2 separate regions of the Homo sapiens genome follow, and region 2 is linked to region 1. Evidence: read pairs that join two places in POLR2A ChIA-PET (ENCODE). Cell type or tissue: GM12878. All regions are shown on one strand. Each heading gives the region's core, and the rest is flanking DNA. Links, peaks and the distances in the headings are about the cores only.

The links. Peaks named below come from ENCODE experiments on the same cell type or tissue, not always from the same donor. Only the 100,000 strongest peaks of a DNase experiment are listed, where the experiment ranks them.
Region 2: POLR2A ChIA-PET joins it to region 1 with 6 read pairs; 2 of 35 experiments call an interaction of 5 or more read pairs at or near these places.

What each region holds. Positions count from the first base shown.
Region 1 is chr6:56,883,225-56,899,868 of GRCh38, forward strand. The region is part of intron 3 of DST (dystonin); the gene reads right to left. Among named protein-coding and RNA genes, the nearest start is that of DST-AS1, 48 kb to the left of the region's middle. RefSeq lists enhancers at 4,324-4,493, 7,476-7,535 and a cis regulatory region at 4,409. In GM12878, for the core only: a CTCF peak has its summit at 8,749 (motif pointing right); a DNase peak (open chromatin) is centred at 7,567; H3K4me3 peaks cover 516 bases; H3K27ac peaks cover 3,019 bases.
Region 2 is chr6:56,643,594-56,660,237 of GRCh38, forward strand. It overlaps DST (dystonin), which reads right to left. Exons shown (of 104, transcript NM_001374736.1): 11 at 7,539-7,651; 12 at 7,333-7,439; 13 at 4,977-5,096; 14 at 2,494-2,589; 15 at 2,273-2,400. Among named protein-coding and RNA genes, the nearest start is that of DST-AS1, 190 kb to the right of the region's middle. In GM12878, for the core only: no CTCF peak of the experiment used is centred there; no DNase peak of the experiment used is centred there.

The DNA of each region.
Region 1 (16,644 bases), core at 4,488-12,487:
ATCAGCAAAGAACAAAAACAGTAGTCTTGCGGGAAAAAAATCTGCTCTAGATTTTAAAACAGAAGAATATGCCTATATAATTCCTTGTCTATTTTATATTATTTGTTTAAGTTTTAAATAATAAGCACATTTTATACACCATTCACTAATATGGTCTGTCAAATGTTCTAAGTAAAAAGACAACAAATAAGCAAATAGTTCTTTGTTAAAAGAAAACAAGAAGTAAAAAGAAATCAGGAGATGGCCATAAGAACAATTTCCCACCTTCTGCCTTTCTAAAAACCTTTTAATAATAAATATCTAAAATCTCAAAATGTTATTAACAAAAATTTAGGCTTACTCTACGGAAAACAAAAGTGTTGATGATGCAAACTTCAAGTAAAGGTTTGTTTCTTTCTCTAATGTCTTAAACCTTTCATTATGGAAAATTTTATGCTTATACAACAAAGTAAAACTATAGAGAACTGCCATTTACATGCCCAGCTTGAACAATCACCATCTCCTGGTCAGTGCTATTTCAACTATACCCCTATCCACATTTTCTCCCCTACCCCACCAGATGATTTTAAAGCCAATATGAGGGATTTTATTTCATTATTAAATATTTTAGTATGCATCTCTAAAAGATAATAATTATTTTTAATAAAATAAAAATACCATTATCAATCTAAAATATTTTTATAAGTTTCTTAATATCATTAAATATCCAAGCCTGGGCAACAAAGCAAGACCATGTTTCTTCAAAAAAATTAAAAAATTAGCCAGGCTTGGTGGCACACACCTGTAGTCTCACCTTCTCAGGAGACAGAGGCAGGAGGATTACCTGAGTTCAGGAGGTTGACGATGCAGTGAGCTGTGATTGTGCCACTGCACTCGAGCCTGGGTGGCAGAGTGAGAACTTATCTCAAAAAAAAAAAAATTCATTGTTCAAATTTCCCCCACTTTCTCTTTTTTTTATATTCGGTTTATTCACCCAAATAAGGCATACATGTTACATTTGGTTGGTAGGTCTTTTAAGTCTCTTTTCTTGTATAGACTATCACTCCCACATTTTTTCTTATAATTTGTCAAAGAAATTAGGGGTATTTGTTCTAGAGTTTCCCACACCTCAACTTAGCTAAATCCTAAATGTATCTTCACTATCTTCACCTTATCATTTAACATATTCCTCTGTCACCTGTATTTTATGTAAATCTATAATTAGAACTAGCAGTTTGATCTGATTTAGGTTCAATTTTTAGCAAGAATACTTTATAAGTATTTTTGTATACTTTCATCAGGAGACGCATATGTGTGGTTGTCTCTCATGTATTAGCAGTCATTGATGATCAGTGTCTAGGTTCGTTATTTTATTAGGGCTTGCAAGGTGGTAAAATTGTAATTTCATCATTCCTTCTTCCTTCAACAGCAGTAGGAGCCTCTCCAAGTTTACTCCTGGTGCTGACATGATCCCAGTAGTCTTTGATGCTTCCTTGCTTTCGAGTTTGACAAGATGTGCCAAGCTCATTTTTTTTTTCTTTTTGAGATGGAGTCTCACTCTGTTGCCCAGGCTGGAGTGCAATGGCGCGATCTCGGCTCAATGCAAGCTCCGCCTCCCAGGTTCACACCATTCTCCTGCCTCAGCCTCCCAGGTAGCTGAGACTACAGGCACGTGCCACCACGCCAGGCTAATTTTTTTTGTATATTTAGTAGAGACGGGGTTTCACCATGTTAGCCAGGATGGTCTCGATCTCCTGACCTCATGATCCGCCCACCTCGGCCTCCCAAAGTGCTGGGATTACAGGCGTGAGCTGTGAAGCTCATTCTATATTTTCTGTTTCAGGTCTGGAATCAGCCATTTATCCAACAAGTTTGTGATTGATGGTTTCTATGAGTGTCCTGGCTGCATCCCTTCCACCTGGCCAATGGACTCACATACAGGCTACTGTGAGGGTTGGCTGCTAATGGCTCATAGCCGCCCTCCCCTTCAGGGACTCCCCTAACCTAAAGCTTCCTCACACCCCCAGCCCTAGCAGCCCATAACCAATGACTGACTGAGGTGAAGGACAAAAGGCTTGGCTTCAAGTTGAGACTAACTCTGCGTACAATTCATGTGCCAGGGTTCAATATTCAGAAGTGGAATAGTTGGCTCATATGATAATGCTATTTTTTAATTTTTGAAGACCTACCATACTGTTTTCTATAGCAGTTGAACCATTTTACATTCCCACCAAGAGTGCACAAGGGTATATAAACTTAATTTTAACAACATATTTGCTTAGGTATCTGCTTTGGTTTGAATGTTGTATCCCACCCAAAATTCATGTGTTGAAATTTAATCCCCAATATGACAGTATTAAGAGGAGGGGCTTTTTGGAAGTGATTATGTCATGGGGGCTCACCATCATGAATGGGTTAATGCCACTACAAAAAAGGCTTCAAAGAGCTCCCTTGCTCTCTCTTGCTGTCTTTGCCTTCTGCCTTCCACCAGGTGAGGATGCAGAAACAAGGTGTCATCGCTGAGGAACAACACCTCACCCAATACCAAACCTGCTGATGCCTTGGTCTTGAACTTTCTAGGTTCCAGAAGAGTGAGAAAATAAATTTCTATTATTTATAAATTACCCAGTCTCAGGTATTCTCTTATAGCAACACAGATGGACTAAGACAGTGTCTGATCCCCATCGATCTTAGTAATACTGAGCTGCATGTAGCAAGGGTCAATGTAGATTAGCCAGTGGTATTACCCAGTATCAGAGTTGATTATCTAATTTACCAATTCATAATTGAATAGGGTGTGTGGAGGAGCAGCATGGGCTTGATAGTATTAGACCAAAGTGGACTTGCCAATACACAGGTAGCCTAGGGTGGCCAACACAGATAATGCAGGCTGTGAGCAGACTCTCAAAGATGTAAAGCTACTCCCTGGGAATGAGTCACATTGGGATACTGAATAATTCCTCCAGTCAAATGGAATCTATATTCTTCTCCCTGGAAGTTCTCACCCAATTCTCTAAGCATTGTCAGAGATAAAGACTAAATAAACATAGGATAAACACAGGAGACAACAGACTGCAAGGATGAGAGAGGTCTGCTTCTAACTGACCTTATGAACTTAAGCCAATCACCTACTCACTGAGGTTTAGTTTTGTCAAACTGGATCAATAATATATGCCATACCCAACACACAGGGTGTTTGTTCAGGAGATAATGAATATGAGCAGTCTTTGAAAGTATGAAGTGCTACTTAACTACGAAGTACTACTCCAAAGCTATAATTTTCCTGAAACAGCCAGGCATGGTGGCTCACGCCTGTAATCCCAGCATTTTGGGAGGCCGAGGCGGGCAGATCACCTGAGGTTAGGAGTTCGAGACCACCCTGACCAACATGGAGAAACCCCGTCTCTACTAAAAATACAAAATTAGCTGGGTGTGGTGGCACATGCCTGTAATCCCAGCTGCTCGGGAGGCTGAGGCAGGAGAATTGCTTGAACCCAGGAGGTGGAGTTTGCGGTGAGCCGGAGATCGTGCCATTGCACTCCAGCCTAGGCAATGAGAGTGAAACTCAGTCTCAAAAAAAAAAAAAAAAAAAAAATTCCTGAAACATTACTGTCATTTCTAGAACTGAATTCTCATCTCCCAAAGCACAAACTAAATTTTGTTCAATTTCCATAGATTGATTTTTTTGAAACACAATCATCATCTCAGAACTAAAATAAATAAATAAAGAGAGAGAGACAGAAAATATTGAGAGAAATCAGACCCTTATCACTCACTTGGAGGTGGTTTAGAAGAGTAAAACAAAAATGATGTTTGGAAAAATTAAGAATTAGACTTAGGAGAAAAGTTCAGAGAGATAGAACCATGAGCCTAGAAAAGAAACAATTTATTGATTTTCAAGTACAATTAACTTGCTGCTAATTAGCACTATTTAATGGTAGGAGATTGTATCACTAAAAGTACTGAAGCAGAGAGGAATCTAGCATTACAAAAACTGTTAAGTCAGATGAGCTCTAAGATCCCCTCAAGCTTTAACATTCTTTGATTCACAAAGACTGAGAGTGACACGGTAGCAGGTGGCTATGCTTCATCCTCTCCACAGAGGATACCACAATAAGAAATGGTCTTAAATTGTAAGGCATGGGATTTAGGGCAAAGATCAAGGAGTTGTTTCAGGCAGAGATGGCTGTTAAATTCCAAACAGAATTCTGAGGTAAGCTATGGCTGTGTCCTTTAAAATAAAGGAAGCTATACCCATCTTACCAGAGCAATTTAAGGATTTCTTTGGTTAGAGGTGAAATAATAAACTAGACCATCTTTGAAGGGGCTTTCTTTTCAGTCCTTTGATCCATAGTTGTCCATGAAAATTTTCAAAGTGTAAGTGACTATCTAAATGTTTTCTTTAAGTTTCCTTGGTTTGGAGATTAAAGAATTTAAGGTTTTTTTTATTTAAGACAACAGGTTGTCATCACATACAAGAAAGACATAGAAAGAATGGCAAGAGGTCTTGCTTCAGTCAAAATACTGACCTCAAAAAAGAATCATGAGTTATGAACACATGCTTATTTTTCTCCAAGCAGAACACATGAATCCCTTTACCAAGTTAATCTTGGTTTCATGAGTTGTTTATAGAGACTAAACTGTTCATTCAATACAGTCTACCTACCTTGCACATTCTTGTGCCCCTGTGCATTAATTATTCCAATACCTTACTGTAATTTATTATAGCAAGCCTATAATAAATGAAATCTTTTTTTTTTTTTTTTGAGATGGAGTCTCGCTCTGTTACCAGGCTGGAGTGCAGCAGTGCGATCTCGGCTCACTGCAACCTCTGCCTCCCGGGTTCAAGCGATTCTCCTGCCTCAGCCTCCCAAGTAGCTGAGACTACAGGCACGTGCCACCATGCCCAGCTAAGTTTTGTATTTTTAGTAGAGACGGGTTTCACCATGTTGGCTGGGATGGTCTCAATCTCTTGACCTCGTGATCCGCCCGCCTCAGCCTCCCAGTGTGCTGGGATTACAGACGTGAACCACCACACCTGGCCATAAATGAAATCTTTTATAAAATTCTATTAATTATGAACCTAAAAAGGGAGGTACAGCAATATGTAGCAAAGACTCAGTACATTGAATGGGTGTCATTCAAAAAAATTCTTTTCAGATAATTAGCAAAAGAAATTTGACTTTATTAATCAATTCATTCTCCAGAATTCCAAAGGGGAAAAGGAAACAAATGTTTCCTCTAAGAGCTTTGGATTTGCTAGTTAATTAGCCAAAGTAAGGTATGAGTTGTACAGTTATGCCTTCCACAAAAGGGGAAATATCCTAAGGTTATGCACATAGAGCTGCCTGGTCCTACATATTTGAAAAGGAAAGGGAAAAGGAAGACCATTTTAATAATCTAAGCAGGAAAGGAACACAGAAACACCCTGCTATATTTTCAAGAGATCAAGGATATATGCTTAAGTCTTTCCTACACTCCAAAAAGTTCCCAACTACAAATATGACAAAATCTGGTTAATTTAATTATTACAAATTAAAGCTATATAATGTTCCAAAATATACTGCAGCCTTACAAAAACCTAAGCTGTAATCAGAAAAACAGAAAATTTCCCCAAGACTGAAAAACAGAAACCCACAACAGAAGGAAAAGAAGGGTGAGGTCAAGGAAGTGGTGGTTTAGTTGGGGAGAGTTCAGGGAAGGGAAAATCTAATGAGTACATCTGGGACTTCATTTCCTGCTATTTTCTCTAGTCTCTACCTGAGTGGCCTTTTCTTGGCCTAAAATGAATAGCCTTAAATCAAAGTCAAGAGCTACCTAGACCCATGTCTGCTTAAGGCATTTATATTTCTGAGTGAAGAGTTGGAAGTTATAAGCGATCCTCAGTCCTCTTCCCAAACTCTCATCACTGGCAGACTCCAAGGCTCAGACCTCAAGTGTCTTCTCTTCTCTATCAAATTCATTTTCGGAGTCATCCCACCCAGTCTTATAGATTTAATAACATCTATGTACAAATAATTCTCACATCTTCCATGAAATCCAGACACAAGAATATCTAATAGTTATTTCAAACTTCACATATCCAAATCAGAAAATTTTCTTTCCAATCCTCAATCCAAACCTGCTTCTTCCTTTGTGCTTACCATTTCAGAAAAGAGGATCACCCAATCACCTGTGTTAGGCCCATATGTCCTCCAACTCCTCAGTCAAAACTGTCAGGTTCAAAAATCCCATTGCTTGATGGTGGTGGGAGCCCAAAAGTAAGAAAACAGGTGCTCAGAGGCTAAGATTTTGCCAGCAGGGAGAACAAGCTGCAGCTTTGGCAATAACCTGGGAACACTAGCAATTTTTAATTATACTTTTTCAGCTCAGTGAGAAAGTCTCAAAGATTCTAAGTCACCAGGAAATGCAGGCAATGCTGTTGCAGTGTGCAAAAAACTGGAATCAGTGAAATGTAACAGGAGTAGAGTCAGTATGTTTGATTATTTCCTGATGCTCTAAAACTGTTATTTCCCCATACCCACCCCCAATCTCAAACACATAAATACTTTTTGGGTCTGAAAGTTGTACATTAACAGGTTCATGTGAGCAGGCAGTAGGGCAAAATTACTCTTGCTTACTTCTTGCTACCTCCTAGGTGCCCTGCCACAGAAAGAGGGGGCCAATTTTGCCAATAAAATGATGGCAAAAATGATGTTTGAGGTTTACCTATGGTTTTCAATACCATTTTAAAGATAGGTTTTAATTGATGTAATAGTTTAAAAACACAAAGATTTCATCCATATCTACCATCTATGCAGTTAGAAAAATGAGACTCAAAGTAATTAAAATACTTCAGGAAGGCTGATGAGGATAAATGTCTAGCACTAGAATTGTAATCATGGGGAGTTCTCCATTCCTTACTCAAAAACGGCTCAAGCCAAGAGTGCCTAGGTTTAAATGTTAACTCCATGATCTACCAGCTGTATGACCTTGACACATTTCCTCCCTGGAAAGTGAGCACCGACTCCAGAGAATCGCTGAGAAGATAAAATGAGAGAAAAACAGAGAAGAGTGCAGAGAACAATGCCCATGTATTGTCAATGAGGTAAACATGCAGTAATGCAAGAGTTCTTATGATGATGATGATGATGTTTAAAAATCCTGGGATTCAGAAACAAAACAAAATGCTTTGTAATGTGAAAATACTAAGGAATAAATGGAGATCTGGATCTAATTATCTTTTCTGTTTCAAGATGGTAAAAAAAATTCCTAAGCATCCTAGTGACATATCTTAATATACAGTATAAATCCAAATACATATGTACTGAGAGGAAATCAGGATAAATTTTTAGTTTATCCACTTTTAGAAACATCTAAAACAAGGAGTAAAATAAAAAATCTAGATATTATTAAGTTTTTATTAGTGATCCCCATTACAAATTCTTATAGGTATATTTGCATATAGCTTACAAATCCAGAATAAGTAAATAGGTTAAAACAGCTAAGGATGCTAAAGTATTTGCATTTCACATAACACTTCAAGAGGATGGTCTGACTGAAAGTAGCTAAAACTGCACAGTCACGCTTTCTGACTCATCTCCTTTGCAGTTACTTCTGTTTTCAGTCTTTCTCACTCATGGGCCTATTTCTTATTTAGATTGCCACTAGAAATGCCTTGAGTGCTTCATATAAAGTCATTCAAGTAATCCTGAATCACCATAACTGATTTATTTTTACTCCATCTCCAAGCTATAATCAGAGTTGCTTTCATGGCAACACGTCATAACACTGATTTTCTCCAAATGTGTACGTTTAGAAAAGACACAGGCTTTAGACGCATGTTGAATAGGGTGGCTCTAGCAGGCACTACTGGCTGCACCTAACCAAATCCAGAAGAGGACACAAAGCCTCAGTTCAAGCTCATATATGGCATTAAAAGCAGGGAAATGTCGGCAGAGGCCAAAAGGTTCTAGAAGCCTGCACAGGAATTGTGTGAGACAAGGAGCCAACAGCCTTCTCACTACCAACTCTGACAACGTCCAGTCTCTCAGACAACTGACAGGAGATGCAGTAAGACACCCTGAAGACCTCTCCCAGCTGGATGTGGTGGCTCATGCCTATAATCCCAGCACTTTGGGAGGCCGAGGTGTTCTCTTGAGCCCAGGAGTTCAAGACCAACCAGGACAACACAGACAGACTCCACCTCTACAAAAAAAAAGTTAAAATTAGCCAGGCATGAGGCGTGGTAGCGGGCACCTGTAGTCCCAGCTACCCAGAAGGCTGAGGCAGGAGAATGGCGTGAACCGGGAGGTGGAGCTTGCAGTGAGCCGAGATTGAGCCACTGCACTCCAGCCTGGGCGACAGAGTGAGACTCCGTCTCAAAAAAAAAAAAAAAAAAAAAAATTAGCCAGGCATGCTGGCACCTGCCTATAGTCTAAGCTACTCAGGAGGCTGAGATGGGAAGGTTGAGCCCAAGAGGTTGAGGCTGCAGTGAGCCGTGATTGCGCGACTGCACTCCAGCCTGGGTGACAGAGCAAAACCCTGTCTCAAAAAAAAGAAAACTCCTCGGTGGAGCTTGCAGTGAGCTGAGATCGCACCACTGCACTCCAGCCTGGGCAAGAGAGCAAGACTCCGTCTCAAAAAAAAACACTCCTCAGAATGGTTTTTTGCCCATGCAACTGAGTAATCTCCACTGCTATTTGCTGCCCTCTAATCTCCCTCTCTTCCAACAGATCCTTCAGGAGAGAGGGTGAGGCCATCCTCAGATTCCCCACCAGCAGTCATCAGCAGATGTCAGCAGAACACCATGGGTTAGGCCCAAATTCAGGCCCTAATCACCTCACTGCTAGGCTGCCACAGCTACCTAACTGTCCTGCTCTCCTGATGTACCCTGCACATGTTTAATCCTCCTAAAATCATGCTATGATCACACTACTCACCTATTACAGTGTCTTCAGAAGCACAGAAAAGAAAGCTTAAACCAGTGGTTGTCTGAAATGTATGTTGGCCCCTAACTATTTTTTCCAGCTTTATCTTGTATTTCTCTCATATAAATCCCCACATCCAGTCAGTTCTCAGCACTTTTGCTTACTCCACTTCCCGGACCCAGCATCTGCTACCCAGCCAATTCCTATCCCTTTTTTTTTTTTTTTTTTTCAGACAGTGTCTTGCTCTGTCACTCAGGCTGGAGTACAGCAGCATGATCATGGCTTACTGCAGCCTGGAACTCCGGGCTCAAGTGATTCTCCCACCTCAGCCTCTCAAGTAGCTGGGACTACAGGCGTGCACCACCATGACTGGCTAATTTGTTTTTAATTTTTAGTAGAGATAGGGTCTCCCTATGTTGCCCAGGCTGGTTTCAAACTCTTGAGCTCAAGTGATCCTCCCACCTCAGCCTCCCAAAGTACTGGGATTCCAGGTGTGAGCCGCCACGCCCAGCACTACCCATATTTTAAAGCCCAACTCAATCCCAACTTTTCCATAAAGTAATTATGCCTTAACCAACCTATTTAGGGGTGGGGGTCCCCTCTTTGTTCTCTGAATTCCTATAATGCTTACTAATTGTACCAGTCATCATTAGCTATCTTTCATATATCATTCACTCAGTCAATAGTATTCACTCAGATGCCAAATGCCAAACGCCAGATGCCAGGAGATATTCTAGAACCCTTGATATGGGCCTCAAAGAATTCATGGTCTAGGGGAGGAGGAATAAAAGGAAGAAACTACTATTTATTGTTTATTCTATGCAGGTCTTTCCATATGTCAGCTCAGTTCATCCTCATGACTCTATATGGTAGCTATTGTTATCACTTTATTTATTTTTTATTTTTCCAGAAGTTATTGAGGTACAGGTGGTATTTGGTTACATGAGTAAGTTCTTTAGTGGTGATTTGTGAGATTTTGGTGCACCCATCACCCAAGCAGTATACATTGTACCATACTGTTGGCTTTTATCCCTCGCCCTCCTCATACTCTTCCTCCCAAGTCCCCACAGTCCATTTTATCATTCTTACGACTTTGAGTCCTCATAGCTTAGCTCCCACATGTCAGTGAGAACATATGATGTTTGGTTTTCCATTCCTGAGTTACTTCACTTAGAATAATAGTCTCCAATCTCATCCAGGTCACTGCAAATTCTGTTAATTCATTCCTTTTTATGGCTGAGTAGTATTCCATCGTATAGATACACCACAGTTTCTTTATCCACTCGTTGATTGATGGGCATTTGGGTTGGTCCCACAATTTTGGAATTGTGAATTGTACTGCTATAAACACACGTGTACAAGTATATTTTTCATATAATGACTTCTTTTCCTCTGGGTAGATACCCAGTAGTGGGATTGCTGGATCAAATGGTAGTCCTACTTTTAGTTCTTTTTTTTTTTTTTTTTTTTTTTTTATTTTTTTTTATTTTTTATTTTTTATTTTTATTGATCATTCTTGGGTGTTTCTCGCAGAGGGGGATTTGGCAGGGTCATAGGACAATAGTGGAGGGAAGGTCAGCAGATAAACAAGTGAACAAAGGTCTCTGGTTTTCCTAGGCAGAGGACCCTGCGGCCTTCCGCAGCGTTTGTGTCCCTGGGTACTTAAGATTAGGGAGTGGTGATGACTCTCAACGAGCATGCTGCCCTCAAGCATCTGTTCAACAAAGCACATCTTGCACCGCCCTTAATCCATCTAACCCTGAGTGGACACAGCACATGTCTCAGAGAGCACAGGGTTGGGGATAAGGTCACAGATCAACAGGATCCCAAGGCAGAAGAATTTTTCTTAGTACAGAACAAAATGAAAAGTCTCCCATGTCTACTTCTATCCACACAGACCCAGCAACCATCCGATTTCTCAATTTTTTCCCCACCCTTCCCGCCTTTCTATTCCACAAAACCGCCATTGTCATCATGGCCCATCCCCAATGAGCCGCTGGGCACACCTCCCAGACGGGGTCGTGGCCGGGCAGAGGGGCTCCTCACTTCCCAGTAGGGGCGGCCCGGCAGAAGTGCCCCTCACCTCCCAGATGGGGCGGCTGGCCGGGCGGGGGGCTGACCCCCCCACCGCCCTCCCGGACGGGGCGGCTGGCCAGGCAGAGGGGCTCCTCACTTCCCAGTAGGGGCGGCCGGGCAGAGGCGCCCCTCACCTCCTGGATAGGGCGGCTGGCCGGGCAGGGGGGCTGTTCCCCCCACCTCCCTCCCGGACGGGGCGGCTGGCCGGGCAGAGGGGTCCTCACTTCCCAGTAGGGGCGGCCGGGCAGAGGCGCCCCTCACCTCCCGGACGGGGCGGCTGGCCAGGCAGGGGGCTGATCCCCCCACCTCCCTCCCGGACGGGGCGGCTGGCCGGGCGGGGGGCTGACCCCCCCCACCTCCCTCCTGGACGGGGCGGCTGGCCGGGCAGAGGGGTCCTCACTTCCCAGTAGGGGCGGCCGGGCAGAGGCGCCCCTCACCTCCCGGACGGGGCGGCTGGCCAGGCATGGGGCTGATCCCCCCACCTCCCTCCCGGACGGGGCGGCTGGCCGGGCGGGGGGCTGACCCCCCCCACCTCCCTCCCGGACGGGGCGGCTGGCCGGGCAGGGGGCTGACCCCCCCTCCCCCCTCCCGGACGAGGCGGCTGGCCGGGCGGGGGGCTGACCCCCCCACCTCCCTCCCGGATGGGGCGGCTGGCCAGGCGGGGGGCTGACCCCCCCACCTCCCTCCTGGGCGGGGCGGCTGGCCGGGCAGAGGGGCTCCTCACTTCCCAGTAGGGGCGGCCGGGCAGAGGCGCCCCTCACCTCCCGGACGGGGCGGCTGGCCAGGCGGGGGGCTGACCCCCCTACCTCCCTCCCGGACTGGGCGGCTGGCCGGGCGGGGGGTTGACCCCCCACCTCCCTCCTGGACGGGGCGACTGGCCGGGCAGAGGGGCTCCTCACTTCCCAGTAGGGGCGGCCGGGCAGAGGAGCCCCTCACCTCCCGGACGGGGAGGCTGGCCGGGCGGGGGGCTGACCCCCCCCACCTCCCTCCCGGACGGGGTGGCTGCCGGGCGGAGACGCTCCTCACTTCCCAGACGGGGTGGTTGCCAGACGGAGGGGCTCCTCACTTCTCAGACGGGGCGGTTGCCAGGCAGAGGGTTTCCTCACTTCTCAGACGGAGCGGCCGGGCAGAGACACTCCTCACCTCCCAGACAGGGTTGCGGCCCAGCAGAGGCGCTCCTCACATCCCAGACAGGGCGGTGGGGCAGAGGTGCTCCCCACATCTCAGACGATGGGCGGCCGGGCAGAGACGCTCCTCACTTCCTAGATGGGATGGCGGCGGGGAAGAGGCGCTTCTCGCTTCCTAGATGGGATGGCGGCCGGGCAGAGACGCTCCTCACTTTCCACACTGGGCAGCCAGGCAGAGGGGCTCCTCACATCCCAGACGATGGGTGGCCAAGCAGAGACGCTCCTCACTTCCCAGACGGGGTGGCGGCCGGGCAGAGGCTGCAATCTCGGCTCTTTGGGAGGCCAAGGCAGGCGGCTGGGAGGTGGTTGTAGCGAGCCGAGATCACGCCACTGCACTCCAGCCTGGGCACCATTGAGCACTGAGTGAACGAGACTCCATCTGCAATCCCGGCACCTCGGGAGGCCGAGGCTGGCGGATCACTCGCGGTTAGGAGCTGGAGACCAGCCCGGCCAACACAGCGAAACCCCATCTCCACCAAAAAAAAACGAAAACCAGTCAGGCGTGGCGGCGCGCGCCTGCAATCGCAGGCACTCGGCAGGCTGAGGCAGGAGAATCAGGCAGGGAGGTTGCAGTGAGCCGAGATGGCAGCAGTACCGTCCAGCTTTGGCTCGGCATGAGAGGGAGAGGGAGACGGGAGAGGGAGAGGGAGACGGGAGAGGGAGAGGGAGACGGGAGAGGGAGAGGGAGACGGGAGAGGGAGAGGGAGACGGGAGAGGGAGAGGGAGACGGGAGAGGGAGAGGGAGACGGGAGAGGGAGAGGGAGACGGGAGAGCCTACTTTTAGTTCTTTAAGGAATCTCCACACTGTTTTCCATAGTGGCTGATATGGTTTGGCTGTGTCCCCACCCAAATCTCAACTTGAATTGTATCTCCCAGAATTCCCACGTGTTGTGGGATGGACCCAGTGGGAGGTAATTCAATCATGGGGGTCGGTCTTCCCCATGCTATTCTCATGATAGTGAATAAGTCTCATGAGATCTGATGGGTTTATCAGGGGTTTCTGCTTTTGCTTCTTCCTTATTTTCTCTTGCCACCACCATGTTAAGAAGTGCCTTTCACCTCCCACGATTCTGAGGCCTCCCCAGCCATGTGGAACTGTAAGTCCAATTAAACCTCTTTTTCTTCCCAGTCTCAGGTATGTCTTTATCAGCAGCATGAAAACAAACTAATACAGTGGCTGTACTAGTTTACATTCCCACCAGCAGTGTAGAAGTGTTCCCTGATCACCACATCCACGCCAACATCAACCATTTTTTAATATTTTGATTATGGCCATTCTTGCAGGAGTGAGGTGGTATCACCTTGCGGTTTTGATTTGCATTTGCCTGATCATTAGTGAAGTTGAGCATTTTCTCCTATGTCTGTTGGCCATTTGTATATCATTGTCTTTTGAGAACTGTCTATTCATGTCCTTAGCCCACTTTCTGATGGGACTGTTTGTTTTTTTCTTGCTGATTTGTTTGAGTTCATTGTAGATTCTGGATATTAGTCCTTTGTCAGATGTATAGATTGTGCAGATTCTCTCCCACTTTGTGGGCTGTCTCTTTACTCTGATGACTGTTCCTTTTGTCATGCAAAAGCTCTTTAGTTTAATTAAGCCCCAACTATTTATCTTTGTTTTTACTGCATTTGCTTTTGGGTTCTCAGTCATGAAATCTTTGCCTAAGCCAATGTCTAGAAGGGTTTTTCCAATGTTATTTCTATAATTTTTATAGTATCAGGTCTTAGGTTTAAGTCCTTAATCTATCTTGAGTTGATTTTTGTATAAGGTGAGAGATGAGGATCGGTTTCATTCTCCTACATGTGGCTAGCCCAAACTTTTCTATTTGTTGAGAAGGGTGTCCTTTCCCTTATTATCACTTTATAATAAGGAAACTGATTCTCAGAGAATTGAAATATCTTGGCAAAGAATACTAAGTGGTTTTTTTTTGGGGGGGGGGTTGTTTTTATTTATTTATTTATTTATTTATTTTTGAGACGTAGTCTCACTCTATTGCCAAGGCTGGAGTGCAATGGCACGATCTTGGCTCCCTGCAACCTCCACCTCCTGGTTCAAGCGATTATCCTGCTTCCACCTCCCGAGTAGCTGGGATTACAGGCGTGTGCCACCACACCTGGCTAATTTTTGTACTTTTAGTAGAGAAGGGGTTTTGCCATGTTGGCTAGGCTGGTCTCAAACTCCTGGCCTCAAGTGTTTTGCCCACCTTGGTATCCCAAGGTGCTGGGATTACAGGAGTGAGCCACCATGCTCGGCCACCAGGTAGGTATGTTTTTATTCTCTGCTGTCACTGTAACCCTCTCAGATTGTCTGTCCATCTCTTCCTTGCTCAGTCCCTGGGAGACTGATGGCTGTGATCTGCATCACCCAAGTTCCTTTGCCCTCCAGCTTCTAGGTAGGTTGGGTCAACAGGAGATACCACTGAGAGCACGAGCTAAGAGAGCAGTATATTTATTCGCCCTGCTCCCTCCTGACTCACTAGGTTCTGGCAGTAGCTGCAACCCTCAGGCACCATCCTTGTGGAAGGGCTCTTCCATGGCTCCAGCTCTTCCTACCAGGATCAATTAAGACCAATGCCCTCTGCTGCCCCTTAGACCAGGAGTTGAAGGTAAGTAGGCTCCACCTATAGGCTGATGAAGCACCTTAGCCCTGCCCACATTTCTGTAAATAGTGCCTTCATTAAACTCTCTTCAGTTAAATCCTCTTAGTGTGCTGTTTCCTGCAGATACACAGAGCAGGATTTGAACCCACGTGAGTCTTACTGCAGAGACCTCCTTTTTTGCTGGGGTAGCTGCTATGTTGGAGGTTTGTACCTAGTGCTGAGAATCAAAACTAAGGGCACCTCACTCTGATAGGAAGGATCAGAAAAGACTTCACCTGACCTATCCGAGCATGAGTCAGTCTCAAAAGATGAACTGAAGTTTACCAGGCAAACAAAGAATAAGGAAAAACATTCAAGGGCAAAGTAGACAGCAGGTTCAAAGTCACAGAGGCATAAAGACTATGTCTTATTAACCAAGGCAGTTATGTAGAGGGCTTGTGAGAGAATAATGATGGTTGAGAGTTTCTAAACTTTAATGATAGTCACTTACTTCTCAATCCTGATCCACATGGGGAGATTAGAAGAAGCAAAGAATTAGCTAGACTCCTGGCAAGAGAAACAATTCACCTATTCCCTACCTTCAACTGATGCCTATTACACAAAATAAGTTCAAATATTTAGCATAATGTACAAGCCCTTTCTAATCTGGCCTCTACCCAACCCACCAGTCTGATGTGCCAGCACCACCTCAAGCTGTTCACTGAGAATGCCATACCCTCCCACATCTCTGTGCTTTTATATATGTTTTTCTCATGCAGAAGATACCTACTTCTACTTTGTACTTGGTAAATTCCTCCTTATCTCTCAGGACTCATCTCAGGTGTCTGCTTATCTGTAAATATTTCTGGAGATCCAAGATGATTCCATAATGCCTTGTGTATAACTCTAGAACAGTACTTTCAAAGCACAGAACATGCATTATAATTGCTTGTTTTCATGTCTGTTGATTGACTCGACTGTGATTTCCTAGTGACCAGGTACTACAGGAAAGTAACAGATGGTAGAGGTACATGCTTGGGTTCTGGAGGCAGGCCACCTAGATCCAAATCCTAAACTCTACCCCAAACAACTAGATAACCTGAGGCAAGTTATGTATCCTCTCTGGGGCTCAGTTTCATTATCCATAAAATGGGAATCATAACATCTACCTCATAGAATTGTTAAATAAGTGACATAAAATAATGCCTGTTACACATTTAGCCCTCAGTAACTGTTAGTTAACACATATCTGTATGTCCCTTATTTTCTACATAAAATGCATGTTTGTTGAATGAGTAAATTTTCCTACCATTTCATATTTCTCTGCATAGATACCAAATTCTACTTAGCCTTTGTTTTATTGAATCATGAAAAATAAACCCTCATTTCTAAATATGTACTTTTTTTTCAATTGGTTATGATAAACAGATCCTTTTCTGTAAAGGAATTTAACTTCTTTCCATTGTTGTTGGCCTGGTTACTGAGTCAGACATTCTCTTGGCCTTCGCACAGTCTCCACATGTGCCTGCCACACAGTTACCCCCACAGAAGGGCAGTTCTGTTTCAATAATTTACAAAGACATTTTCAAGCCAAATCTTGATGGCTCCCCTATGTTGGCACAAGAAACAACAACAGGCTCCCCACAGCATAGAGATGAGCCATACAGACACTTTTTTCTAATGCCAAAGCAAATAAAATTATTGCAGTCATAAAATTACTTTACAAGTTTTAAAATGGCATTTTCTAAGCCCCAGCCTTGGTAAAAAGCCCATGAGCCAGAACCAAGGAAAGAAAAATCAGAGCACACAGAACAACGTGCTCAGGATGTGAGAAGGGGATGAAGACCAGCTCCTAGTTGAGCCCTGAGTTTCTGAAGAAAGGTGGCATTGTGGCCAACAGGGCACCAGGTTAGA
Region 2 (16,644 bases), core at 3,725-11,724, 240 kb before region 1:
GCTATTACTCGCAATACATAGACAATGCCAAAAAATTCGCATGAAGAAACATGAAGGCATTTATCCAACCAGCCTCCTAAATATTTTCCTACCTCCAATAATACTGTTACTTCTCCACTCTAAGAATAGATATTTTTCTTTTCAGGGGTCAAGAAAGGGGAAATTTGAGAGTGCCACACCAATTGCTTCTTGGCCTTTTGGCTAAGATCAAGTGTGAGAGTGCCACATCAAATATAGTGAGTGAACAGAATAGCTCAAAACAATAACAGTGGCACCTGGCATTTATTAAGTAATTATTATGTGCAAGAAATTAATCATTTTAGATACATAACTCATCTCATACTCATAACCACCCAATGTAGTAGGCACTATTACATCCTGTTTACAAATGAAGAAACTGAGGCTTAGACGGTTAAAGAACTTGTCTAACATCATACAACTTTGCAGGCTGAGCTAATAATCTAATTTAAAATTGAGTGGCTTCTAGGCCCTGAACTCTCAACCACTCTCTGCTTTCTTTTATGAACATATCTTAAAATTCAGCTACTGTTCTGATGACTAAAAATCTACTCTGTATCCTCTGGAATACTTTTCCATTATTTCAAATGATTAACATAGTATCTCATTTCAATCACTCAAATTACCTTTTCCGTAAAAGCTGCATCCTGTATATTTATGGCTTGTTTTGGTTTTAATAATCCAGTTATGTACACATATTATTATACTTTAACATAAATGTAATCAGTAATTTAATAAAGGACTGACAGGTTAGACATGCTCTCATATATTTATTTTATGCATTATTTCACAACGTTGAATCCTGAAGTCAATGTGTAAGGCACAGAGAACATGACAATACTGAGCACCTCTAATGTTGTGTCAGGCGCTGTGTAAAGCACTGGCAACGCAAGGGACAGAAAAAAAACAAGGGTTTCTCTCCACATTCTTGGAGCTCATATCTGTGGAATAGGCAAGACTTAAGCAATCACCGAAATAAATATAAAAATACAACCAAGATAAGCACTATGAAGGAACAATACATGGAAACATGAGAGTTCTAAGCAAGATATCTGAACTAGCCTAGGGAACCATGGAAAGTTTCTCGAGAAAATAATGTTGGAGCTGAGATCTGAGAATGTTTAGGTGTAAGGCAGCCAGTGTGGCTACTGTGCAGAGAGCAAGGGGGCTGGAGAGGTGTGTCTGGCCACACAGGCCTTACCCTGTAATATGGTTTGCCTGTGTCCCCACCCAAATCTCATCTTGAATTGTAATAATCCTCATGTGTCAAGTGTGGGGCCAGGTGGAGATAACTGAATCACGGGGGCGATTTCCCCCATACTGTTCTCATGGTAATGAATAAGTCTCAAGAGATCTGACGGTTTTGTAAATGGGAGTTCCCCTGCACAAGCTCTTGCCTGCTGACATGTAAGATGTGACTTTGCTCCTCATTCGCCTTCCACCATGATTGTGAGGCCTCTCCAGTCATATGTAACTGTGAGTCAATTAAACCTCTTTCCTTTATAAATTACCCAGTCTCAGATATGTCTTTATTAGCAGCGTGAGAATGGACTAATACACCCTGCAAGGTCTAGGTCCTATAGACTTCATGGCTAATGAGGAACACAGATCACAATTCCCAGGTACCAGGTTAAGACTGTAAGGGAGACAAATTCATCCAACAAGCATTTCCTGAAGACTAAATGGTACCTTCCTGGGCAACTGGATGTAGTGAGAGACAAAATGACAGAGAACTAGTGATGATTTCATGGAGTAAATCCACTTGTAGAAGCGTGGCAGAAAGGGAACCTGAACTAACATTTACTGAGTGTGTTCTAGACGCCATCCAACACCCTTTAAATGAAGGCAAGCTAGATTTTGGTTTCCAATGCCCCTTGGAAAGAGAACTATAGCAAAAAAATGTAATAAGAAATAAAATCAGCTGTTGTCCTATAAGCTTTTAGATCCAGGCCCTGGTGACTTAAGGTCAATATGAGAAATTACAAGTAATTTTGACTGGTTTTAAAACTGTAAAGCCTTATTAGATGAGACTTCACATACCAATCCAGCCTAGCCGGTCATTTATATACATTACTTCACTGATTGCCTCCTTAAAATCTCTTAGAAGAGTTTCTAGGTAAGAAAATGGAGGATCAAAAGGATTAAGAGACTTATCCAAGGCCAAGTAAACAGAGGTTTAACTTAAGTTCTTTCACAAGAACACAAAGGCCCCCTCCCCACTTGATATTCATGGCAGAAAACACCTCTGGCCTACCTTTCTACTTCTGGACGAAGGGCCTTCTCTCTCTCTAGCATGGCAATAATGAGTTTCCCCCACTCTTTTTCTATGTCATTTGGATGATAACCTTGAAGGAGCTTGATGCGTCCAAATTCTATCCAAATCTTGAGAAAACAAAAAACTTTAATGTGAAGCAAAAATGAAAACAAAACAAAACAAAGACTATGCTTGACAATACAAAGCAAATTTGAGCTTACCTCTAATAATTTATATAGACGTTTAATTTTTGATTTTTCTGTCTCCTTTGGTGGAATTTCTGTTTCTTTAAACTGTAAATACTGATTATAAAGTGCCTAAAATAAAAAGGACAAGAAATTAAGGACCAAACTTAAAAGATCTGTTTTCATGATCTCACTAAGCCACCACTTCAAGTGTTATGTACTGTATCATATGCAGTCAGTGGAATTCCTTTGTTAAACCGACACTCAAAGACAATACCAATTTCCAGCCAGCTGGTGACGTGGGTTATCTAAAATTTGATGAGGGTGTAATTATTGATGTGAGCCATGATTTAGTGCCACAGGGGGATCTGGATAATAATAAACCATTCAGTGTTTACTAGTGCTCTACTAAAAATCTCTCATCCTCCAAACAAGAAAACATACCCTTTAAAAGATGCACTTCCCAAATGCTGCACTTTAGCTTTCAGTCTTTGGAAAAATAATTTGAAGCAATTCCCATAAAGAAAGCAATAAAAAAACTCTCTTCTATTGCATGGTTCTATCCTTCAAAAAAAAAAAACTTCTTAGCAGAAAGGGCTAAAATTTAGTTTCAATGTCCCACTGGCAAATTTAAACAGATTTTTTGAACAAATGAAGGTAGATGCTATTAGTTGATGGGGCTATTATTACAGAAGTTTCAACCGTGTAATTAAGTTACTATCTAGTTTGTATACATTAATTTGGGAACCTCTTAAATACAGTGTATTTATTAAAAGGGACCTTCATAAAAATTATGTAGATAATGTATCTCCATATTTAATAGGTATGTACTAATTACTTCATTGTAATTCATGCAGCTACAAAACAAGACCCTGTAAATCTTTAGGATGACACATTTCTGAAGGATTCCATTCAAAGTTCTGCTAATGCAATTATCTGGCATTTCCCCATGATGTATTTTCTTTCCTAATCTATGTCTTGTTCTAGTCATCAGCAAGTACTCTGATCACTTCTTCTATAACTAAGAATCTACACTAACCAGAAGCCAGTACAATTCATCCAAGGGTCTGGACAATGGAAATCCATTTGGAAATAAGTGTATTTGAACATGAAATCTGAAAATGGTTTTGAAATCAGAATGCAATGTTTCAGGACGTCTGTTGGTCATTAAGCACCGAATACTCCTGTGTGCTAAACACTGTTCATGGCACCACATGGTCGTTGTAGGGAAAAGTTTTCCTGCCCTGGAAAATTACATGTCCATGTAGGGAAACATCACACAAACAGCTTGAGAACACTTAAAAAGTATCATATCATCAGATGCCAAGTAATTTCGTGCCAAGGACAAACTCCCCGTGGCAATGAGAATGAAAGCTGTTCTACAGATATTCTGTACGGATGCAGGAGCACAATGAATAACTCTAATGGAGCTCACCCTAGGTTATTACAGTTTTTTCTATCCCAGTTTGATCATGAAAATAAAGCTTACAAACCAAAGAATTAAGGCTTTGTCGGCAATATTCGCATTATCAGCTTCTAGAAATAAAGTAGACCACTTTGCTATTATAAAACCAAATATACAAATGAGACAACTTACTCTTTAATAAGTTTACATATTTGTAATGGCTTTTTGTAATGTTTTTTTTTTTTTTTGAGACGGAGTCTTGCTCTCTCGCCCAGGATGGAGTGCAGTGATGCGATCTCGGCTTACTGCAACCTCCACCTCCCAGGTTCAAGCGATTCTCCTGCCTCAGCCTCCTGAGTAACTGGGATTACAAGTGTGTGCCACCACGCCAGGCTGATTTTTGTATTTTTAATAGAGATGGGGTTTCACCATGTTAGCCAGGCTGGTCTCAAACTCCTGACCTCAGGTGATCCACCCATCTTGGCCTCCCAAAGTGCTGGGATTACGGGTGTGACCCACCGCACCCGGCCTATAATGGCTTTTATATCTGCAATGTCTTTGCCTCAAAAGCTTGCCCTAAGTTTTTCAGTATTAGCAAATGTTTTACTAAACCATGAATTCACTTATACTGGAAGTCAGACATGTATTTTCAAATTCATGGTGAAATACTGTGTACCTCTTCCTGCACAAAAGATGCTTCCTGCACAAAAGAAGCAGTTTTTAACAGGGCTCAACCACAGGCACACCCCCAATCCAGTGCCACACTTGTATGTACTTCCCAGGGTCCCTTCTACCTCAAGCCATCTCGGGGGCTGCAAGCATTTCCCATGTACTAAAATCAATCTGACAATGTCAGTTTCAGAGACTCTCTCAAATTAAACCTTTAACCTCTCAACCAAAGCTGAGTGACTACAGCTAATCTGTTTTAATTGTTAATGTTTTACCTCCATTTTCTCTGTATAATAAGAGAAATGAGTAATACAAATTTTGCCTACTTATTAATGGCTTTCCAAGGGCAACTTTTGTTGAACTTCTAAAATTACAGAATTATTATAGCATTACTTAAGGGTTTACAATTGAATCAATCCTATGTAATTTCTACAGTGACACTAACCTTCAGTTCTACAGGATTATTAGGAAATGTTCTCTCAGACATTGTGGTCACATGGTGTCTAATCCATTGGATGAGGTAGTTCACCATATTCTGGTATTCAATCCATTTGACTTCAACATCCTAGAACAATCAAATGATAGAAAAGGTTCACATCTGTAGATAATAACATTCATATCTAAGACAATTTAGTCAGAAGTCATTCTGTAAATGTATGTATTTGAAGCCTGACAGACAGAACCAGCTAAATGTTTTCTTACTTTCACCCAGCCCCAATCCCTGTCACATAAACACCTGTAAAATTTGCTATCAACATTTGGCCACTAACACTAGCCTTATGAGTGCCAATTCTGATCCAAAGAAAGTGGCTGCCTGGGGTATTGTATTTAGAAGGCTTTTGGGGCTCAATCTAAGCACAGCAGAAAAAAATCCAAAGTCAATTTGGGGTGTTTACCAGGGCTCAAGATTGGGCAGTAACAACTTGCATAAGCCAAGTTAGTTGCCATCTTTGCCAACTATTTTAGATCTAAATCTACTATGTATCTCAAACTCAAAAGACTTACCCAATATATAGGAAACCAGATATGTACACAAACTACAGGAAATGTATATGGTGGGATTATCCAAGTACTCAGTAGGCAAACTCTTTAAAAATGGAGGAAACTTGGAAGGCTGCCAACTGCTCTGTTTAAGTATTTGATGAGTGCTTATTATTATGTTCAAAGGTTGTGTTGAGTGTTATAATAAAAAAATACTTTAAGATATAATACCTATTGTCAAGGAGTTACTGTCTAAATGCAGAGGCAAGAGAGATACATAATATAAACAGGCAAAATGAAGAGCAGTATTTAATTAAGTGTTGAAATGTTGAAATAACTAAAACGGGTAGTACATGCTAGTTGAGATAAGAATCAGGCAAGCATATCTGTGCCTTAAAATAGTTTCTAAAGGCTTCTTGGGAAAGGCAGTATCTGAGATGTTCTGCAATGACCAGTAAGTAATTATTGATGGGGGGAGGTGAGTGGGGGTGCTGAAAGAGTGGATAAAAGGGGAGTCCCAAGTGAGTCAGGACATTGACATGGAAATGTCCTGGCTACCAGTAAACAGTTCATATTGGGAAATCATAGCTAAAACATGTAGGTAAACAGAATAAATATTTGCAGTTTTAAATGTCAGAATATCTAGATTGCATTTAACTTTGCAAGGAATATGTAGACACTGAAAATTTTCAAGCCAAAGACATCAGGTTTTAGACAGATTAATTTGGCAACAGTGTGCCGAGGCAGTGGGAAGAAGAACAAAATGGAGACAGAAAGCTGTAGGAAAGCTATCGGCCTAGTTCTGCAGTAATAGGCAGCAGGATCAGCATGAAGGTTGGGAGAAGCAGCAGCAAGAGATGGCCAAAGAAACATTCTGAAGCAACGCTCAACATTGAATCATCAGGGGTGAGCATGGGAACAGGCTACTCAGGGATCAAAGAGCATGAAGCCTTTGAAAAGAAGAACCTGAGGAAGAATATGGAAACAGGTCTAGAAACAGCACAGAGAACTGACAGAAGCAATCAGAAAAGGGAGCTCCTAATCCAGGGGAGCTAATCAAAGATGAGCTCCTAAATCTTCAAAGTAATGTAGGGGAAAAAAGGTGTCTGCAAAGAGGAAGGCAGAAATCCAAGTGAAGGGGATCATCCCCAAATATGTGACACATACTGGGCTTCCTGTTCTCTTCAGAAATGCATAAGCACTTGTTAGCATAACCACCCAAAAAAAAAAAAAAAAAAAAAAAGCATCACTGAAGTGAGTTACACAAACCTTTAAGAAATAGTAGACTAATAAACAGCCCAAAGCTATGTGTCAGAGACCTTTCCCTGCTTACTAAGTGGCTCTGCTAATTTGGCCAAATCCAATAATTTTCCTCTGGAGTCCTCCTTTAAATCACAAAAATGTTATCAAGCCAACTTATTTCATAGAATCGTATGAAGTAACAAATTTGAAATTGTTTTCAAAACTGAGATATTCTATACATACAAAAGAATAGCAAATACAGCAATGTAAAACGGCAGCCAGCTAAAAATGGAAAACTCTAAATTTCAGAAAGTTAAACCTTTTATTTATAAGATGATCGGTAACTATAAATAGCCTCTTTTATTTATGACACAAAAGTTTTAATGAGTTATACTTTAAATTTAATGGTAGAATAATGTCATGAAATACATAGAATATCAATTCATCAAACAGCATATTAACTCAAATTCTTTAAAATATATTCAACATTCAAAAACTGCAAAAATCATTATCAATAAATGCAGTCAATTGGTCATTACTGAATCAACAGCTTCCGGTGTGGAAAAATCAATACTCACATTTGCACCAATGCCTTCCCCACCTTCAGGGACTTTAGGAAATGCATCATAGAGAGATGACACGTAAGTTATTACTGATTTTTCATCAGGTGAGGAGACATCGACATCTAAAAACAGCAACATAAATTAATTATTTCACAATGTTGATAAATTACTTTTGATCAGACTTTCATGCCAGTCCACATATAATCAAGAAAATAACTCACCTTCAGGGTCCAGAAGTCTTATAACACCAATTTTTTCTGCTACGTAAAAAGCATGCTCTAAATTTGCAAGGTTGCTTTGAACAGCAACAGTATTCATATCTATCAGGTCCGGCCTAGGAAAAAATTCACTGTGTTAATTAGGTTTTCTCATGTGCCAATTCAACATTATATAATTATATAGGTTTCCATTTACATAACAACATCTGCTAATATTAACACCAAGCCTGCGTTAAAATGCAGAGACTTTCATCAAACATTTAACATTGCTCACTTATCTCAGAAACTTCTGTATCGAAAGCAAATATAACAATGAAAATATAACAATTTGAACATATATAAATTTCAACAAAGTCTACAAATATATCATAGTCAGAATATATATGAGTATTTGTCCTATTCAACTGATTTAAGCTACGCTACTCCAACAGCATCTTTCCAATCCAACCAGCATCCTGTCAATGTTTTTCCTCTAAGACAAAAAGCTTGTAGCTTAATTCAGTGCTGTGTCCATGGCCTCCCCATTGCACCATACCCTTTCACATCATCTTTGTCTTCTATAATCCTAGTCATTCTTCCAAGGAGAGATCAAGCTCCACCTCCTCTATGGAGCCTGGCTGATCTTCCTAGCCCTTATTTCTGTCTCTGTTTCCTGAACTCATACTTCCAGCCTGCACCCCACGATATGGCACTTAGGATAATCTTAGACTCCTTGCCCTATTAATTCACTGGTTCGTGTACATGTATATGTTGTTTCTCCCAAACCGTCAACTCCAAGATAGCAAGTACTATGTATTAAGAAAATTTTGTATTTTATCCTTCTGCTGTAATAAAGAATGATATATAGTACACCCTCAACAAATATCTACTGATAAGTTGGTAAGTAGGTTGGTTCCTTAGTAATCTGAATCATAAATGAATGTCTATAATAAGCAATAGTTTATGTTTTCATGAGCACACATGTGTGCATGTGCCCCCCTACACACACACACAGTCACACATCCCAGACTTCATATCTTTATAATTTGTGAGATTTACGTAACACCCTAAACCATGCAGAAACTTTGAAGCTAGCTCTATCTACATGAGAGAGGAAAAGATTCTTCAAATGCTTCTTGTAGAGAAAGTGGCAAAATATGGACATTGGAGACTTCACTCAAGGCTAGAAGCCAGTCAGGAAACTTGGATCTCAAAAACAAAGCATTGAAAGACTACCGGAACAATGTGGAAACAGGAAAGCCTTCAAAGAGTGGTACTCACCACCCAAAAAAATCACTGAGTAAGAACCTGTTGATAGCTTACAAAGAAAGGCTCTCTACAAGCTCCACAAGCATTCCTGTTTGCTCAAAATAATCATTTGGGAAACCACAGAAAGAGTGGGAGGGCTCAAAGGTAGTGTGGGAGAAATGAAATGCAGATTATTTTGTATACTACTTGGCAGGCTGCTTATATGAAAAGCTGTTTGAAAATATATCATTAATATTAGAAAGCTAAGTGGCAATTTGTACTCTTTTATGGTGAGAAAACAGACCTTTCAAGAAAATCTTATACTTTTATATCACTTTGCACTGTTCATAACCTGGGAATGTGGTTACCATCACCTACATGCTCATATTCCAGGAAATTATTAGGAAATCCTTTAATGTTTTCAACCTGCCACCAATATGACCACTCTTTTAAAAGTGACCCTACAATTATTATAGGAACAATAAATCCATTGACAACTATGGAAGTAAATAACAGACCTCCAAAAGTAACATTTTTTATTCACATAGAAACATCTGAAGAATCTGCCAACCTCAAGATTAGTAAACAGGTATGTATAGCAGTCTAGACAAAAACAAATATCTGAAGTTCTTTCAATAAAAAATCGTTTTGTTTCCGTAAAATTTGCACCTTTTAGGGAAATAAAAAACAGACTTTGTAAGTCTGCCAAATCTCAGAACAAGACATGGCATGTTATTATGAGAACCCTGCCATTAGCAAAGAAAGTAAACACTGAGTAATCCTAGAGGGAATGAATAAAGTCATTGAAGAATCAAGTTTTTCAGCTAAGAGAATAAAACATAAAACTTCCTTCAGAATGACATAGTCATTTCAACACAAAAGCAGCTGTAGAATACAATGAGTCTGAGTAAGTCATCTCTTTTATCATGATGTTTAACACTTTAATGGAACAAAAACTGAAATGGTTTTCCTCCACTAAAAGACAGCAGATAAAGAAAATTAGTTAAACAAAAAATGGGAAAAGGGAAAACTTTAAAAACCACTACAAAGCTGGGTGCGGTGGCTCATACCTATAATCCCAGCATTTGGGAGGCTGAAGAGGGCAGATCACCTGAGGTCTGGAGTTTGACACCAGCCTGACCAACATGGCGAAACCCTGTCTCTACTAAAAATGCAAAAATTAGCCAGGCGTGATGGCAGGCGCCTGTAATCCCAGCTACTCGGGAGGCTGAGGCAGGAGGATCACTTGAACCCAGGAGGCAGAGGTTGCAGTGAGCCGAGATCATGCCACTGCACTCCAGCCTGGACAACAAGAGCGAAACTCCATCTCAAAAAAACACAAAAAACCACTATGAAAAAGTAATAGCCTATAAAATTTAAAATGCTATTCCTCCCTTAGCTCATATCCTAACAGAGTGGTGGTCCCTTTGTCTTTCAAATCTGTCTTTCCTCTACCTGCCTGAAGCATCCAGAAGACGCCTGTGCTGTGTGTGTCCTGTCCACCACCTTCTTTCTTCATAGTCTCACTGGGATAACACAACCTTTAAAAACTTCATTTATTTTTCACACATAGAAGATACTTACTTTCATTCTAAAGGTTTCATTTCTTCGTAACATCTTTTTGTGGAATGTTAACAGGAAATGTCATTTCCATCTTAGGTTTGACTAACCAAAGAGCATTAGACTATATTATAGTGACCATGTTCTCATGTTATATTTTAGATAGTTGAACATTAACTATTGTAACTTGCCTGTTTTATGGAAACCTTTCAAAATCATATAATGTGATCCTTTGCCACTTAAAGTAATAAATGCTAGTCTTTTTATGGAAAAAAAGGCCATTCTCTTATTTTTTTTATTATTCTATGATAATGTTAATGTTTCAAAATGACCCAATTATCATACATTATAATCTTTAAACATGTTTATATCCCAGCTTTATCCCAGCTTTTCTTTCATAAGCAATTAAAAGTAGCTTACAAAGAAAATACAAGATAGCATAAACTTTAAATTAGAAGTATAAAACCAAGAAAAGGCCTTAAAATGAAATTGGAAGTGAGACTAAAAATTGCAAATCACTTATATGCAAGCTTGGTGCCCTGAATTTGTTTAAAAATATAGGGCAGAGAGGTATAGAAAAATGCTATTGTCATAATACAAAATAATTTTGGATAAAAGTAATGTTTATCTTTCATACAACACCCATCTTAAAAGAGCAATCTCCCCTAGGCTATATATATATATATATATCTCCACACGTATATATACATATACAGGTATGTTGGCATTTATGTATAGATAGATAGATATATGGATATAGTATAAGGATATCACCACCTACATTAACAGGTAGCCAAAGCTAGCTGAACATAAAAATTGCATGAGAGATTTTTTTGGCATAGATACCTCCAAGGTAACATTTCAGTACTCCAAAACTTTATTAATACATTAGCTCACATGAGAATTAGATAGGATTCTGCAGGAACATATGACTTCTACAGTGATATAAATGGCTAAAGATCAGGCTGGGCGCAGTGGCTCATGCCTGTAATCCCAGCACTTTTGGAGGCCGAGATGGGAGGATCACCTGAGGTCAGGAATTCCAGACCAGCCTGGCCAATATGGTGAAACCCTGTCTCCACTAAAAATACAAAACTTAGCCAGGCATGGTGTCGGGTGCCTGTAACCCCAGCTACTCGGGAGGGTGAGGCAGGAGAATCACTGGAACCCAGGAGGCGGAGGTTGCAGTGAGCCGAGATCGCGCCATTGCATCCCAGCCTGGGTGACAGAGCGAGACTTTGCCTCAAAAAAAAAAAAAAAAAAAAAAAGATTAGCACAACAGACCACTGAAGGCTTCCACAATATATCATGGCAAACACCAATACACTCAACTGCAAGGAGCATGAAACAACATCAAAGTACTTGGAAAGGAAGTACTTAGAAACATGGCAGAGAGGACACTAATTAAAGTTAACTAAGAGAAAGAAAAATGCCAGCTAAGAGAAGAGTGCTTTAGTGCAGACACAACATTACCAAATCCTGAACCAAAAATGTGACAATAGCTGAAAAGACACATATGGGAAATATCAATGGCCACAGTCCAAATCGGGATTTTTTTAAGGATGAAAAAATAAAGTGACTTAAATTCAGAGTCTGCTGGTTGTGCTGGCTTTCAGCTGGCACTCAATAATTATTTATGTGGATACAAACAGTAAGGTTCTGGCTACCCTGCATCTGCTTTCCTATATTTGAGAAATTTCCCTTTCATAAGTCTTGGGGGTAAGGAGAAGAGCAAAGCCCATTTCCCAGTACAAAAACAGAAATATGTCAGGTTTTTCCTGACTCTTTTATTTGCTCAAGAAATGTCCACTGCATACCTCACCCCCGTACATGACATTACCTGGCCAACTCGAATTCTTTCAGCAGACTCGGTTCCACCACCATTTCCTCCAGGAAGTACTTTCCTCTGTTCCCAAATGCCGTCTGTTATCTTCATTTCTGTATTTACCACATTTTTCATAACTATATATCTGCCTATCTCTCATATTGAACCATGGGCTTCCTGAAGGCAGAGCCTGTGTTTTGTCCATGTTTATATCCTCAATATCTAGCATAATGCTTAAAACATTAACTTTTGAGGATTAAATAAATAATAAAGAAAAACATGAGCTATGGGGACTGGGACATATCAGTGTTTCAAATTCCTGGAGATATGTTCCATCCTAGGCTTGTTCCTTTTCTTTTCACTAATTTCTACTGACAAAACCACCATCTATGGCTTCCAGCCAAGTTTTAGAATCCTTATCGAAATCCACATGGACCAGGGTACAATGTCATAGCTTCCCCATAATCCTAAACAAGCACACACCCTTTCGAGGTTTCCTAAAGGCTTTGTCTCTCCTAAAAAACAATTTGGAAAGCAGGCACGAAGTGAGGACAACAAACAGCGGTGAAGTATAAAAGTTTCAAAAAGCACATGTTGCTGCTTCTAGGTTCTCCTCCCTTCTTATGCTCTCATGTGCCCTCAGCTTCAGCTTCTGATAATGTTGCCAATTGGGATACCTTATAAAGTAATAACAATCACAAAACAACAACAGGGACTAATAAATACTGATACCTACTATGTGGCAGGCAATGCATTAAAGGACTTAAAGCATTATCTCACTTAATCATCTCAATTGACCCTAAGCAGTAGGTTGTGTTATTATCCTGAATTTACAGATGGAAAAACACCAAAGCATAAGGAAGTTATATAACTTGACCAAGAACACAAATCTGGTAAGTGGCAGTCAGGGTTTCAACCCAGGTCTGTCTGACTACAGAGCCTGATTTCTTCTCTGCAATATCCTGGTATCATAAACTGAGAACTAACTAAACAGTAACACCCCATATGAAGCTGAGAATACATAATAAAGAAAATACAGAACAAATTATACTTCTACTACTGGGCAAAATGATAATGATATTGGTAACCCCCATAAAGAAACACAATAATGTATATGTATATGTATGTGTGTGTATTGACATACTCAGAAAAAATAAATCATAAGAAACATGCTGAAGTTCCAGATTATTACCAAAACAGAACTCATCAATGTGTCCTATACCAATGTTTCCCACACTTGGGTCCTAATACAGATTAAGAATAGAAAGAAAGGCCTGGTTATCTGCATTTTAACAAGTTTCTCCCCCCTCCCTCAGGTGATTCGTATCAGGCAAGTTTGATAACTAAACCATGTTAAAAACCCTTCTTTCTAATAATTATTTAATTTCTTTTCAAGATTATAAGCATTTTGTATTGGGGAAAAAACATCCACAATGTCATCAGGCAATTATATAACGACACAAACAAAAGCACCCACAAGCAGAAACATGCTACTGCCTTATGCCCTCAGCAGGAGACAGTGAACCTTTTAACTCTTTTTCAGTGTTTATTTTTATTAAATATACAAGAAAAGAACACATTTAAATGTTAGCAAGGAGGGAGGGTGGGCATGTCATTTTATGTTTGCCCAACTCTGGAGTACACTGTAAAATAATGAAGCCTGGAAAAGATAGCATTTGGTCACATATATTTTTTTTAATCAGAATAAAAAACCCACCTAAACTTTGTGACTTGAGATATCTGATCACTTGAAAAAACACTGGACCACAGTTTCCTTCCTCAATTTAAAAAGGAAAGACAAGACAGAAAGAAGAATGGTGGTTGTCAACGGGTGGGGGGAGAGAGAAATGGGGAATTAGAGTTTCACGGGTACACAGCTTCAGTTACACTGGATGAAAAGAGCTCTGGAGATGGATGGCGGTGATGGTTGTACAACAAAGTAAATGTACTTAATGCCACTTAACTATCAACTTAAAACTGATTAAGATGGTAAATTTTATGCACCTTATCACAATCTAATTTTTTTATTATTTATTTTTTTTGAGACAAGAGTCTCACTCTGTCATCCACCCTGGAGTGCAGTGGTGCAATCTCAGCTCACTGCAACCTCAGCCTCCCAGGTTCTAGCAATTCTCCTGCCTCAGCCTCCCAAGTAGTTGGGATTACAGGCACCTACCACCATGCCCAGCTAATTTTTGTATTTTTAGTAAAGACGGGGTTTCGCCATGTTGGCCAGGCTGGTCTCGAACCCCTGACCTCAAGTGATCCACTCGCCTCGGCCCCCCCAACTGCTGGTATTATAGGCATGAGACACTGCGCCTGGCCGTAATTCTTTTTTTTTGACATGGAGTCTCACTCTGTCGCCAGGCTGGAGTGCAGTGGCGCAATCTCGGCTCACTGCAACCCCCGCCTCCTGGGTTCAAGCGATCCTCCTGCCTCAGCCCAGCCTCCCGAGTAGCTAGGAATTCTTTAAATTTTTAAAAAACAGTTTTTACATATTTGAGAGAAAAGCCTAAATTGAGGTGGAACACACACACAAAGCACAGAGCTGTGAGTCAGGTGTCCTGTGATTTAGTCCTAATTTGCTCTCTGACTTTGGACACACATCCTGCAACCTGTGTCTCAGTTCTTTCTGCAGAAAATGAGTATCAAGAATTACAGAAGTTAGAACAAAAATCACGTACAGAGCATCTGGAAATGTGTATGAGTATGGGAGGGGGGACATTATGGGCTGGTTATAGCATAAGGTTCAAAGAACTCAACTGATTTACCCAAGATCTCAAGAGATTTACGTGAAAGTAGTTGTGAAACTTAGTATAAAGGGCAATGTGCGCAGGTTACCAAAACGTATCTATCAGCATAAAAACAACACCATAAAAGGGTAATCGGAGAAGACAACCTGATGCTTTGGTATGCTACATAGAAATAATTCTTCCCAGTCAAAAAACTAGCAAGTTCATTCATTTATTCATTCACTCAATATTTAATATGCATTTACCATGTTCCAGGAAGTAAGGCACTGAGAACAGCCACTGTGCATATGGAGAGCTCAGAGCTCCAAAGGGAGCTCAGGAGTAAACCAGGAGAAAACCTGGTGGAAGAGCACTCAGGTGATGAAAAAAGGCATGCATAGGTCTGTGGTTGAAGGGCACAGGACTACAAGGAGACCAGTGCATGAGTGGGGAGCCAGCAGCCAGGGGAACATGGTAAGACATGGCTCTGGATGTGTGGCAAAGGGCCAAGACAATGCAGACTCTCATGAACGTCTTAAAGGATTGTAAACTTTTTCCCCAATAGCTATGAAAAGCCATCAAAATGCATTAAGGAGGATTAGAAGAGATTAAATGATCAGATCTGGGGGTGGACAGAGAAAAAAATTTAAATGGTCAAAGAACTCCCACAGAATCCAGTTAAGTGGCTATGGTGGCTTGCAGAAGAATGTGGCAGCAGTGGATAAAAAGTGGCCAAGTCAGGAGATATTGAGAAAGTCAAATCTACAGAACCCAGTTATATGACAATGGTTATAGTAATTAGGGCTGTAAGCATGGATGAGAGACAACACAGAGAGAAAAGAAAAAGTCCAACAGGCAATCTTGAAAAACTCGAGTGTTTACTGGCCTTGTGAAAGAGGCCAAGTTTACAGAGGGAACTAAGCAGGAGCAGACAAGAAGTGGGAGAAAAACCAGGAGTACAGTGTCATAAAAGCTAAAGGAGAGAGTATTTCAAGAAGAAAAGAATGGCCAATAGGGTGAAATACTAAAATGTAAGGAAGAGGAGGCCTGAAAAATATCCACTGGATTTAGCTATACAGAAGTCACCCATGACCCAAGAATAAGTGTTTTAATGAATTATGGGGTAAGAGACTAGATTAGTATGTGTTGAAGAATGAGTATGAAGTGAAGAAATGATGGAGGATATTGCCACCTCTTCTGAGGACTTTGGCCTTGAAGGAAAGGAATGATATAAGGTAGTAGCTGGAATAAAGCATGCAGTTAAGGGAGAGTGTTTTTGTTGATTGTTGTTTTATTAACAGAAGAGGCTGCAACATGCTTAAAATCCAATAAGAAAGATCTATTGAAGGAAAAAGATGAATATATACAAGAAAGGTTTCTAAGGCAATGACAGAGATAAGATCCAGGGCACAGCAGGAGGGGACAGGCTTTGGGTAGGTGGAGAGAGGACTCCTGTGTTGAACAGCAGCAGCGGGGGTGAGGATGGATGCAGAAGAAGATAGGTTTGTGTCTTTGGTAGCAAAAAAGACTTTCTACTTGTTGGCTTCAATTTTCTCTGAGAGTAGGAGTCTAGATCACCTGTTAACACTGAGAAAAGGTGGTGGGAGGAGGTGCTGTGAGGAAGAGAAGGGTTAATCATACAGATAGAAAAAGACTGCTGGCCAGAACCATTTGAGGCTGGTGATAATGAAGTTCTAATGAAATCAATCTACCCTGAAGTATCGCTTTCTCTGGTGTGCTTCCTGTGTGGGGACATGCACAGACA